Linked DNA regions of Homo sapiens: region 1 is linked to region 2. Evidence: chromatin contacts called from ENCODE Hi-C or POLR2A ChIA-PET data. All regions are on one chromosome and are shown on one strand. The core of a region is the stretch at or near the end of the contact, and the rest is flanking DNA. Distances in the headings are between cores, read along the strand shown. Region 1 has its middle 7.5 kb from the start of SLC2A11. Region 2 has its middle 12 kb from the start of IGLL1.

Evidence for each region. A loop is a pair of places that touch in the nucleus more often than their neighbours do. ChIA-PET counts read pairs that join two places held with the same protein, here RNA polymerase II (POLR2A). Pooled maps may share reads with other maps.
Region 1: a pooled map shows a loop between it and region 2 (6-fold over the local background). The contact joins two enhancer-like sites. A Hi-C loop is called at or near these places in 7 of 50 pooled maps. POLR2A ChIA-PET finds 5 or more read pairs at or near these places in 7 of 52 experiments (AG04449, HEK293T, HepG2 and 4 more).

Annotation. Positions count from the first base shown.
Region 1 is chr22:23,847,543-23,853,134 of GRCh38, reverse strand. No RefSeq gene overlaps it. Among named protein-coding and RNA genes, the nearest start is that of SLC2A11, 7.5 kb to the left of the region's middle. RefSeq lists enhancers at 3,088-3,843, 3,844-4,599, 4,600-5,357. Within about 2 kb of position 2,799, at least 2 of the 41 ENCODE cell types and tissues checked have a DNase peak (open chromatin) inside an H3K27ac peak, as active enhancers do.
Region 2 is chr22:23,588,966-23,595,093 of GRCh38, reverse strand. It overlaps a transcript of DRICH1 not described here. Among named protein-coding and RNA genes, the nearest start is that of IGLL1, 12 kb to the right of the region's middle. Within about 2 kb of position 3,418, at least 2 of the 41 ENCODE cell types and tissues checked have a DNase peak (open chromatin) inside an H3K27ac peak, as active enhancers do.

The DNA of each region.
Region 1 (5,592 bases), core at 1,550-4,049, 260 kb before region 2:
AAATGTAAAGGCCGGGCGAGGTGGCTAATGCCTGTAATCCGAGCACTTTGGGAGGCCAAGGCAGGTGGATCACCTGAGGTCAGGAGTTCCAGACCAGCCTGGCCAACATGGCGAAACCCCGTCTCTACTAAAAATACAAAAATTAGCTGGGTGTGGTGGCGGGCACCTGTAATCCCAGCTACTCAGGAGGCTGAGGCAGGAGAGTCACCTGAACCCAGGAGACAGAGGTTGCAGTGAGCCAAGATTGCGCCACTGTACTCCAGCCTAGATGACAGAGTGAAACTCCATCTCAAAAAATAAAAATAAAAAGGAAATATATAATACTTTTATAACCCCGGGTTAAACAAGGATAAACCACGCAGATTTCTTATGAGGATTTAACCTTATTAAAATTAAAAATCTGTGTGTTAAAAGACACCATTAATGGGCCAGGCACAGTGGTTTACGCCTGTAATCCAAGTACCTTGGGAGGCCACGGTGGGTGGATTGCTTGAGCCCAGGAGTTTGAGAACAGCCCGGGCAGCATGGCAAAACCCCGTCTCTACAAAAATTACAAAAAATTAGCCGGGCATGATGGCTTGAGCCTGTGGTCCCAGCTACCCAGGAGACTGAGGCTCAGGGAGGATTACCTGAGCCAGGGAAGTTGAGGCTGCAGTAATCGGTGATCACAGCACTGCACTCCAACTGGGGCAACAGAGTAAGACCCTGTCTCAAATAAACAAACAAAAGACGCCATGAAAAGGTGAAACCTGGCCAGGTGTGGTGGCTCCAGCCTGCGATCCTAGCACTTTGGGAGGCCGAAGTGGGAGGATCACTTGAGTTCAAGAGTTCGAGACCAGCCCTGACAACATAGTGAGACCACATCTCGATTTTTTAAATAAAAAAATACGCATTTTTTAAAAAGTTGAAACCTAAAGCTACCAAGTAGAAGAAGGTAACTACAACATATGACCAACACAGTATTAGTATTCAGAATGTATATAGAATACCCACATACCAATAAGGAAAAGAAAATGGGCAAACAGGCTTGACACGGTGGCTCATGCCTATAATCTCAGCACTTGGGAGGCCAAGGCGGGGCAGATCGCTTGATCTCAGGAGTTCGAGACCAGCCTGGGAAACATGGTAAAACCCCGTCTCTACCAAAAATACAAAAAATTAAACCCCATCTCTACCAAAAAATACAAAAAATTAGCTTGGCATGGTGGTTTGGCCTGTAGTCCCAGCTACTCAGGAGGCTGAGGCATGAGGATCACTTGAGCCCAGGAGGCAGAACTTGCAGTGAGCCGAGATCGTGCCACTACACTCCAACCTGGGCGACAGAGTGAAACTCCGTCTCAAAAAAAAAAAAGATATGAACAAGGAATTTACAGAAGAGGAAACTGAAATGACCAAAAAACCTAATTAAAAGATAGCTACATTAGTAATCAGGAAATGCAAATTAAATCCACATCAGCATATTGGTTCCCACTCAACAGACTAACAGCTTAATTCTGGCAATACCAAGTGGTGGTGTTGATCAGCTGGAACACCCACGTACTATTGATGAAAATATCAGTTGGAACTAGGTGTGGTGGCTCATGCCTGTAATCCCACCACTTTAGGAGGCCAAAATAGGAGGATCATTTGAGGCTGAAGTTTCAAACCAGCCTAGGCAATGTGGTGAGACCCTGTCTCTATAATTTATTTTTTTTAATTAGCTGGGCACAGTGGCACACCACACAGCTGTGGTCCCAGTTACTTAGGAGGTTGAGGTGGGAAAAAAAGCTTGAGCCCAGGAGGTCAAGGCTGCAGTGAGCCATGTTCACACCACTGCACTCCAGCCTGAGTGACAGACTAAGACCCTATCTCAAAAAAAGGAAGGAAGGAATGAAGGAAGGAAGGAAGGAAAAATGTAAATCAGTGCAATGACTCTGGAGAGCAATTTGGGCAGATGAAGGAAGTTGAAGTTCACATACCTCTCCCACCCAGCAATTCCACTCCTGGGTTTACCTTGGAGAAACTCTTAATCCCATGCTCAGGAACTGTTCACAAATGCAGCATCTTTTGTACCATAGGAAAATTGGAAACTATCCAAATGTCAATCATGCAAAAAAAGGAGATATAAGCTGTAGAATACCATAGAATACCATGCATCAGTGAAAATCAGTGGACTAGACTAGAGGAACGGTATCAACATGTGTGAATCACAACGCTGCATGAACAAAGTTGCAGAAAGATGCCTACACTATTATGCCTGTATATTGTTTGGAAATATACAAAACCGTACCTAATGTGTGTAGGAATATATATGTCTACATAGTAAAAGCCTGGGGGCGAGCCTGGGGATAAGTCCCAAATTTAGAACTGGGTTTAACCTTGAATCCAAGACCCTGCCAGACTGGATCCTGACCTGGCCACCATTAACAATACCTGGCTGCCCCTTGATTCTCCTTGAAATGCCTCTTGGATGCCCTAAAGCCACCCCCATCTCGTTGGAGACAGGTCCCCATGTGTGGGCTCCCCAGACATTAATTATTATCCTTTGGCCAGGAAGCTCTAGGTTTCGCCTCAGCAAACATTGACTGGGAGTTTAACCTTGGGCATGTGAAAGTCATATCTGTATTTGTAGCAGCCTGGTGCTCACATCCGTCCTGTGCAGTGCTAGGTGCAACCACCCATATGTGGATGTCAGCCTCATTTACGAGGGGAGTCCCTGAGGCTCTGTGAGGCCAAGCCGGTGCCCGCACCAGCCCTACAGCCCGGCTGGCAGAGCTGGTCTTCCTCACATTGCCAAGGGAGGAGCGCAGCTCAAACTAAAAACAATCAATACAGGCCGGGCGCGGTGGCTCCTGCCTGTTATCGCAGCACTGCGGAAGGCTGAGGCAGGCGGATCAACTGAGGTCTGCCTGGTGAAACCTCATCTCTACCAAAAATACAAAGATTAGCCGGGTGTGTGGTGGGCGCCTGTAATCTTAGCTACTGGGGAGGCTGAGGCAGGAGGCTTGCTTGAGCCGGGGAGGCAGAGGTTGCAGTGAGCCAAGATCGTGCCACTGAACTCCAGCGTGAGCGACAGAGCGAAACTCCGTCTCAAAAATAAATAAATAAATATTTAAAAATAAATAAATAAAAACAATCAATCCAGCGAAGCCCGCTGGTGATACTGACTCCCACCCGGCCCGTACCCCACCCGGGAGCCCACCGGCTCTTCCAGCGGGGTGCCTCCGTGTCCCTGAACTGTCTTAGAAAATGCCTGTTACCTGGGCCTAGGGAGGCAGGGCCCAGCGTTGGGGACATCCCAGGGATTCCGTCTCCTGGTGGAGACTTTCCCAGCCCTCGGGGAATGAATGGGCTCACCGCGCCCGGGTCCCGCCCCCGTTCAGCTTCTTCCCCGCAGGCTTTTCGGGATTTCCCCGACGCCGCCCAGACCGGCTCCGGCCGCGAGGGGGCGACAGAGCCCGGGCTCTGCGGAACCCAGCACCAGCGATTGCCGCCGACTCGCGAAGGTTCAGTGGTGGCGGTGACACAAAGGAGGCCTGCGCCCAGGCGCCGCTGGGTAGGGGGCACTTCATCTGGGGAGGCTCCCCTTTCTGCCTTGCCCTCCCTGCCCCTCAGCTCTTGGGCGCTCCAGTCCTGGCCGTTGTACCGAGTTGCAGCCTCCTGCCCTGCGCCACCCGCCCCGGTGCGATTTCACTTGCCCTGTCCTCACATCCAGCCGCGCGGGGCCGGGTGGGCCAGGACCCTGGGGAGCTGAGAAGCCTGACGCCAGTCCCATCCGGCCTCGGCCCGCCTGCGTGGCTCTCCTCTCTGCTCCATGCGGGGTGGGACAGGTGCCTCCTACCTGGAGCCAAGGCTCAGGCAGCAGCAGGCCCGGTCCATCCCTGGGGATGAGTGAGGGGTGCAGGGCACGGCTGACTGCGGGGACCTAGCGTTCCTGAGCACCTCACTGCTAGTGGGCTGAGCAGCTCTAGGCCAGCCTGTTGGCCTCTCTGAGCCTCGGTTTCCTCATCTGTCAGTGGGCTTGAGAGCGCTGTAGCACGGAGGACTGTAACACGGTTCAAGGCTACCCAGAGGCCATTCCTCCCTGCAGCCTTTCCTATTGCCCCCACGTGGGTGGGCATCTCTGTCCTACACCAGGGGCCTCCTGCGGGGGAGAGGGAGGAGGTCAGGAGGCCTGATGATCACTGAAGCCTCTGCCCCCGGGGTTCAAGCGATTCTCCTGCCTCAGCCTCCCGACTTGCTGGGATTACAGGCGTGAGCCAACATGCCCGGCTAATTTTTGTATTTTTAGTAGAGACGAGGTTTCACCATGTTGGCCAGGCTAGTCTCGAACTCCTGACCTCAGGTTATCTGCCCACCTTGGCCTCCCAAAGCACTGCGATTACACGCGAGAGCCACCGCGCCCAGCCAACACAGGGCCTTTTTTGATCCCGCAGTTGTCCCAGACAGACCCTAACCTCAGATGGGTGCACTGGGGGGCTGCAGCCTAGCTGGACAACCTCACTCAAGGTTGGCGACAGGGTGCAGGGGTGCAGACAGGCAGGTCCTGCAAACTACCCAAAGGCCTGCTTCTTCCTCCTCAGAGCTGGCATCCACTCCGGTTCTGGGTCTCATTTCCAGCGTAATGGCTCAAAGACAAAGAAAGAAAGAAAACAAGCCCCAACCCCACAACCAGCTGAGGCGGCCCCTCCTGGCCACCCTTTGATGTTTGAGGACTGAACAATGGGGCTGATTGCAGATGAGAGATTTGAAGCCATCTTAATTAGAAGGAAAGAATGTCCTCGTGGTCGGCTGTTCTAAAAATACAGCTGTGCCCACATCTGGAGGGAAAGGGTGGGGGCCTGGGAGGTGGGGACGGTGGTTAGGCCAGAGTCTGAAGCACTGATGCCTGCATTCCTTGGGGCGGAGGGGGCCTCTAAGCAGGGCCTCTTGGAAGGGGGTGGGGAGATGCCACAGCAGCCAGTCCGCTGTGGCTGGACCACCTTCTGCAGGTTTGGGATGCGCAAGCAGTGGGACAGGTGTGCCTTCCTGCGTCTGCCCTCACCAAGGAAGCCCTCCCCGTGCCGCAGCCTCGGTTTTCTCTTCTCTCCAACGGGGCAACCAAATTGGTCATTTGTTTGCATTTCAAATACTCACTTTGCGACCTAATCTTGCATTTGTTTTGCATTTTTTTTTTTTTTTGAGACAGAGTTTCACTCTTGTTGCCCAGGCTGGAGTGCAATGGCACGATCTCAGCTCACTGCAACCTCCGCCACCTGTGTTCAAGCAATTCTCCCGCCTCAGCCTCCCGAGTAGCTGGGATTATTACAGGAGCCTGCCACCACACCCCACTAATTTTCGTAATTTTTGTATTTTTAGTACAGATAGGGTTTCGCCGTGTTGGCCAGGCTGGTCTTGAACTACTGACCTCAGGTGATCCGCCCACCTCGGCCTCCCAAAGTGTTGGGATTACAGGCATGAGCCACCGCGCCCGGCTGTTTTGCATTCATTTTCTTAAAGAGGCCCCCCAGTCTCATGAAAGTGAAGGGCATTGGAGGGCTGGGTGAGTGTTTGGAGGAGGACGTGGAGGCAGGGGCCCTGGTGGTGTCACTGTGAAAGGATGGGTCACCTGGG
Region 2 (6,128 bases), core at 2,169-4,668:
GCCGGGCACACGGAGGAGGGACACTGAGGACCTGGGTGGTGGAGACCCTGGCTTTCCTCTCTTCTCACCCATGGTGGGCTCTGCTTATCCTCATCTTTTCTTCCCCAGTTAGGGTTTCCTGGGAGCCTGCGAGTTGTCTGGGGACTTCATCAACATTTGCACAAATGCCCCAGACTCTGCTCACCTCTTTCAAAGGGGCTCCTCCCTCTGAGCCTGCAATGTCTGTGTGATTGGGAGGTGTCACCTCCAGGCCCTGAAACCACAGCCCTCTGAGGATCTCTGGCCCAGGTCTGAGGTTCCTCTACAAGCTTTGGAGATGAACGAAGCCTCTGCTTTAACAGGAATAGATCCTGTTTATCAAAGCATGTAAAGGCCAGATGTTCGTTTCTATGTTAGGGATCCTGAAGAGTTGTTTCAGAGTGGATGAATGACTGTCACATCCTCAGTGGCCCTGCCACTCTGACAGATGAGTAGTCACTTGTCATACATCTTGTTCCCTTGAACTTCAACAATGACTAAAAATACAAAAAATTAGCCAGGCGTGGTTTCACTCTGGAGTGTAGTGGTGCGATCTTGGCTTACTGCTATCTCTGTCTCCCAGGTTCAAGCAATTCTCCTGCCTCAGCCTCCCGAGTAGCTGGGATTACAGGCACTTGCCACAACACCTGGTTAATTTTTTGTATTTTTAGTAGAGATGGGGTTTTGCCGTGTTGACCAGGCTGGTCTTGAACTCCTGATCTCAGGTGATCCACCTCCCTTGGTCTCCCAAAGTGCTTTGATTACAGGCGTGAGCCACCACACCCAGCCAACTTTTTTTTGTTGTTGTTGGCTGCTGCTTTCAAGATTTTTTGTCACTTGCCAGTTTGATGATAATGTGTCTTGGTGTGGATCTTTTTGTGGTTAATTCTCTTGGAGTTCATTGAGCTGCTTTGATTTGTAGTTTCACGTCTTTCTCCAATTTGGGATAGTTTTTGGACATTTTTGCAAATAATCTCTGTTCCTTCCTCTCTCTTCTCCTTTGCTGAATGCATAATGTGTATCTTGGTCCTCTTGATGGTGTCCCATAGTCCCTTAGGATGCCTTCACCTTTGTTTGCTCTTTTCTTTTTTTTTTTTTGAGACAGAGTCTTGCTCTGTCGCCCAGGCTGGAGTGCAGTGGTGACATCTCAGCTCACTGCAACCTCCGTCTCCCGGGTTCAAGCGATTCTCCTCCTTCAGCCTCCAGAGTAGCTGGGATTACAGGCATGCGCCACCACGCCCGGCTAATTTTTTTGTTTTTGTTTTTGTTTTGTTTTGTTTTGAGATGGAGTCTTGCTCTGTCACCAAGCTGGAGTGCAGTGGCGCAATCTTGGCTCACTGCAACCTCTGCCTCCTAGGTTCAAGCAGTTCTGCCTCAGCCTCCCGGGTGGCTGGGACTACAGGCGCGCGACATCATGCCCAGCTAATTTTTATATTCTTAGTAGAGATGGGGTTTCACCATGTTCACCAGAATGGTCTCGATCTCTTGACCTTGTGATTCGCCTGCCTTGGCCTCCCAAAGTGCCGGAATTACAGGCGTGAGCCACTGTGCCTGGCCTAATTTTTGTATTTTTAGTAGAGAAGGGATTTCACCATGTTGGCCAGGCTGGTCTCGAACTTCTGACCTCAGGTGATCTGCCCGCCTCAGCACTCCCAGAGTGCTGGGATTACAGGCATGAGCCACCGCACCCGGCCTGTTTGCTCTTTTCTGTTTGCTCCTCAGACAAAGTAATTTCAAATGTACTTTCTTCAAGTTTGTTCATTCTCTCTTCTACCTGCTTGAACCTTCCATTGACTTCTTCTACTGAATTTTTCAATTTAGTTATTGTATTTTTCAGCTCTAGAATTTTTGTTGAGGTTCTTTTTATATCTCTATATTGATATTCTCATTTTATTAATATATAATTTTGCTGATTTCCTTTAGTTCTTTGTCCATGTTTTCCTTTAACTGTTTGAGCGTATTTAAGATGGTTTTAAGGTCTTTGTCTAGCAAGTCTGATACCTGTGTTTCTTCAGGAATAATTTCGTTTTTTTTTTCTTTTTTTTGAGGTGAAGCCTCACTCTGTTGCCAGGCTGGAGTGCAGTGACACGATCATGGCTCACTGCAACCTCCACCTCCCGGGTTCAAGGAATTCTCCTGCCTCAGCCTCCCGAGTAGCTGGGATTACAGGTGTGTGCCATCATGCCAGCTAATTTTGTGTGTGTGTGTGTGTGTGTGTGTGTGTGTGTGTGTGTGTGTGTATTTTTAATAGAGACAGGGTTTCACCATGTTGGCCAGGCTGGTCTCAAACTCCTGACCTCAGGTGATCTGCCTGCCTCAGGCTCCCAAAGTGCTGGGATTACAGGTGTGAGCCACCTGGCTGGAAGTCTTATCTTAAAGCTTGAAGCCTCTCCCTTCTATTAGTGGCCCGCCCCAGAGGTGCCCAATATCAGCCTCTCTCTGCCCATCTTCCTTTCCCACTGTGCAGACTGGGCCCTGGAGGGGTGGGCTCTGCCCCTGAAGAGGCTGTGGAGTAGGCCACCCAGCAGCACTTGCTGTGTGAACAAGTGACTTTCTCTTGCCTGTTATGCATACTGATGGTGCTTATCAGCTCTCTCCCTACTTCCTGTCCTTTTCTCCTCTTAAGCCTGGATTCAAAAACCCACTCCTCCTCTACCTTCTAATTCATGGACCGCCCCCCCCCAGTCTTGCTCCTTGATATCACTGGATGCCACCTCCTCTCTGATTACTCTGCCTTACCTGAGGCTGCTGCCATCCCTCTGCTGGCCCAGTGCACAGCCTCCTGACCTGACTGCCCTTGTATTTGTTCTGCTTTTGGCAGCCAGAGTGCTTTCTACCCTGCTAGCCTGATGGGGTCATTCCCTTCCTCAGACACCCCCATTGAGTCCCATGTAAACCAGAATGTCAAGGCCAGCCTGCAGGCCCTTCCTGATCTGGCTCCCGTCTCTGGACCCTCCATGCTCCAGCCCCATTGCGTTCCTGTGTTCCCTGAACATGCCTTCCGCTGGAGGGAAGGACGTGCCTCGGGAAACACCCCTCGCGTAGCCACAGAAGGAGCCTGGGCTGGAGGTTTGGGGGAGTCCTATTCCCATGTTAGCTACTGTAACATGGGAAGCAGAGGGCCTGCTCCCCCTCCACACCCCTCCCCCAGCCCTGTGCTGTATTCTGGGTGTCAGGTGCAGCTGAACCAGGGAAGAAGGCCAAATTTGGGGTTTGAGCCAGCCCTTTGGTTCGTGGGAAAGGAGAAAATAGGTCCAACCATAACCATTTTCTTCTTGCTTCTCATTGTTATGTTTTCATGTCGCCTTAACGCCTGGTGTATTTACGTATTTCCTAAAAACAATGATTTCGCAAGCACCCCAGCTGTGATTTTCCCTGAGCCCATGTGCTCCACAACCTAGCTCCTGACAGGACCCCCTACGCCTCAGATAGATCCTCACAATGGCTGAGGCTCAACCTGCCCTTGGGTTTCTTCCCTGTTTCGTGGATGAGGTCAGCAGAAATTTTGAGGGAAGCTCACTTCATAGAAGTGAAGTGGGAAGCGCTTGGAGTAGTTCAAGGTCTCAACAGGAGACCTTGCCATTTCACGTTCTCAGACAGCGAGAAGGCTGGCAGGAGACCATTTCCTTGTAGTCGGTGGAGAAAGGGGAGTCACAGGGAGGGAGAGGAAGAGACCTGACCCATCCAGCAAGAACAGGGCCTGGAAGAGTGCCCTCCTTGTCTGAAGCTCCAGTGCAGTCCTTGAGAGTGTAAGTGTGTGACCTGCAGCGGGAGGCCACCAGGGGGTGCTGTGAGACTGGCCCAAGCTGAACTGGGGGAGGAGGACCCCACATCTCTGCTTGGGACTCAGTGTCTTTTTCTTCCTTTTGCCTCAACCATTCCGCAGGCCTGAAGGCCAGAACTGTCTAGGGGAGCCCCGTTCCAGCTGTGGGATGCCTATAGATGTAGAGATGCTCCCAGATTCTTACACATCTCTGTAATTAGTGGAATAAGTGGGCCATGAGTGAGAACGGCTAGAGAAGGTTTGAGGAAGACAGTAGACAGCCTTATGCCATCCACGGAGCAGAGCATGCTCCGAGTGCAGGGCACATTCTTTTCAAGCAGATATGGAACAAAAGCGCACATATGCCAGGCTATAAAGAACATGTACCCTGCTGGGCCCAGTGGCTCACGCCTGTAGTCCTAGCACTTTGGGAGGCCAAGGCAGGGTGAGCGGATCCCTTTAGGTCAGGAGTTCAAGACCAGCCTGGCCAACATGGTGAACCCCCATCTCTAGATATATAGGTATCTAAATAGATATCTATATTTATATATCCGGGCGTGGTGGTGCACACCTGTAATCCCAGTTACTTGGGAGGCTGAGGCGGGAGAATCACTTGAACCTGGGAGGCAGAGGTTGCAATGAGCTGAGATTGTGCCACTGCACTCCAGCCTGGGTGACAGAACGAGACTCCATCTCAAAACAAAAAAGAATGTGTCCCCAAATATCAAAGGGCTGGCTGGGTGCAGTGGCTCCCACCTGTAATCCCAGCACTTTGGGAGACCAAGGCAGGCAGATCACTTTGAGCTCAGGAGTTTGAGACCAGCCTGGGCAACAAGGCAAAACCCCATCTCTACTAAAAGTACAAAAATTAGCTGGGTGTGGTGGTGCATGCCTATAATCCCAGCTACTTGTGAGGCTGAGGCAGGAGAATTGCTTGAACCCAAGAGGTGGAGGTTGCAGTGAGCTGAGACCACACCACTGCACTTCAGCCAGGGTGGGTGAGCAACACTCCGTCTCAAAAAAAAAAAAAAAAATCAAAGGGCTGAAATACAGGTTATGCTTTTGTAGTACAATGCAACGATGCTAGAAATCAATCACTAAAATGCAACCAGAAAGCCATTATGTGGCATCACCTCACCCCTAGCCAGGATTCATGGCTCTGGAAATCAACAAACAGAAGGTGCTTCCCGTCCACACAGCTCTGGGCTCTGTTGCTTTAGAGGCTTTAATTCCCAAGAGAGGAAACCTTCGACCAATTCCACAAGAGGCTGCCTCCCTGGCCACTGTGGGCTCCTTATGCCAGAGAACAATAGACATCCGGGGATCGAGCCAAACTATCAGGGTACTGGGGCACTGCTACACAGAGGGATGAAGGGAGGGTATGTCTGGAGCACTGAGAGCCTCGGGGTCCCTTCATGTCCTGTGGTAACAGTTACTGCAAACTACAGCCATGTAATTCAGGCAGGAGCGTGAATGGCCCAGACCCTCAGGTATAAGGGTTTGAGTCATCCCACCAAACAGGTAACACCAAGGTATCTGCTGAGGGCACAGAGACTACCCAGTGGGTAGTAGAAACAGTCAGCACCAGCTGCGGCCATGTGAGAGTGACAGAAAGGAGGACACTCAAGAGTGAGGATGTTTCTTCTTTGTTTTGACATGACTGTAATTGCATTTGTCGTAACACTAGTAACACTTTCTCCTCCTCATTTCCCTGTGATTAATACATTCTTATGTTAATAAGTGACCTACTTTTAAATTTTTTATTATATATGAACATTTATATATTTTTTATTTTATATATACACACACACATACACACATATATATATATGTACATATGTATGTTTTTTGGGTTTTTTTTAATGAGACAGTGTTGCTCTGTCGCCCAGGCTGGAGTGCAGTGGCACCATCATAGCTCACTGCAGCCTCGAGCTCTTGGGCTCAGGTGATTCTTCCACCTCAGCCTCCCAAGTAGCTGGGGCTACAGGTTCAAGCCACCACGTGTGGTTAATTTTTGTATTTTTTGTAGAGACAAAGTTTCACCATGTTGCCCAGGCTGGTCTTGAACTCCTGGGCTCAAGAGATCTGCCCACCTTGGCCTCCCAAAGTGCTGGGATTATAGGCATGAGCCACCTCGCCTGGCTGGTAACCTATTTTGATATCTAAGTTATAGAATATCAAAGGGGTGTGTGTGTGTGTGTGTGTGTGTGTGTGTGTGTGTGTCAGCTGGGAGAGTAATAAACATCACCTGAAGATGGATGAAGTGATCTATAGACCTGAGTCCTTTTCTGGGAGGGTTAGCTTGTTTGGGTTATATGAGCCTAGTTTCATCATGTTCGGCAGAAGC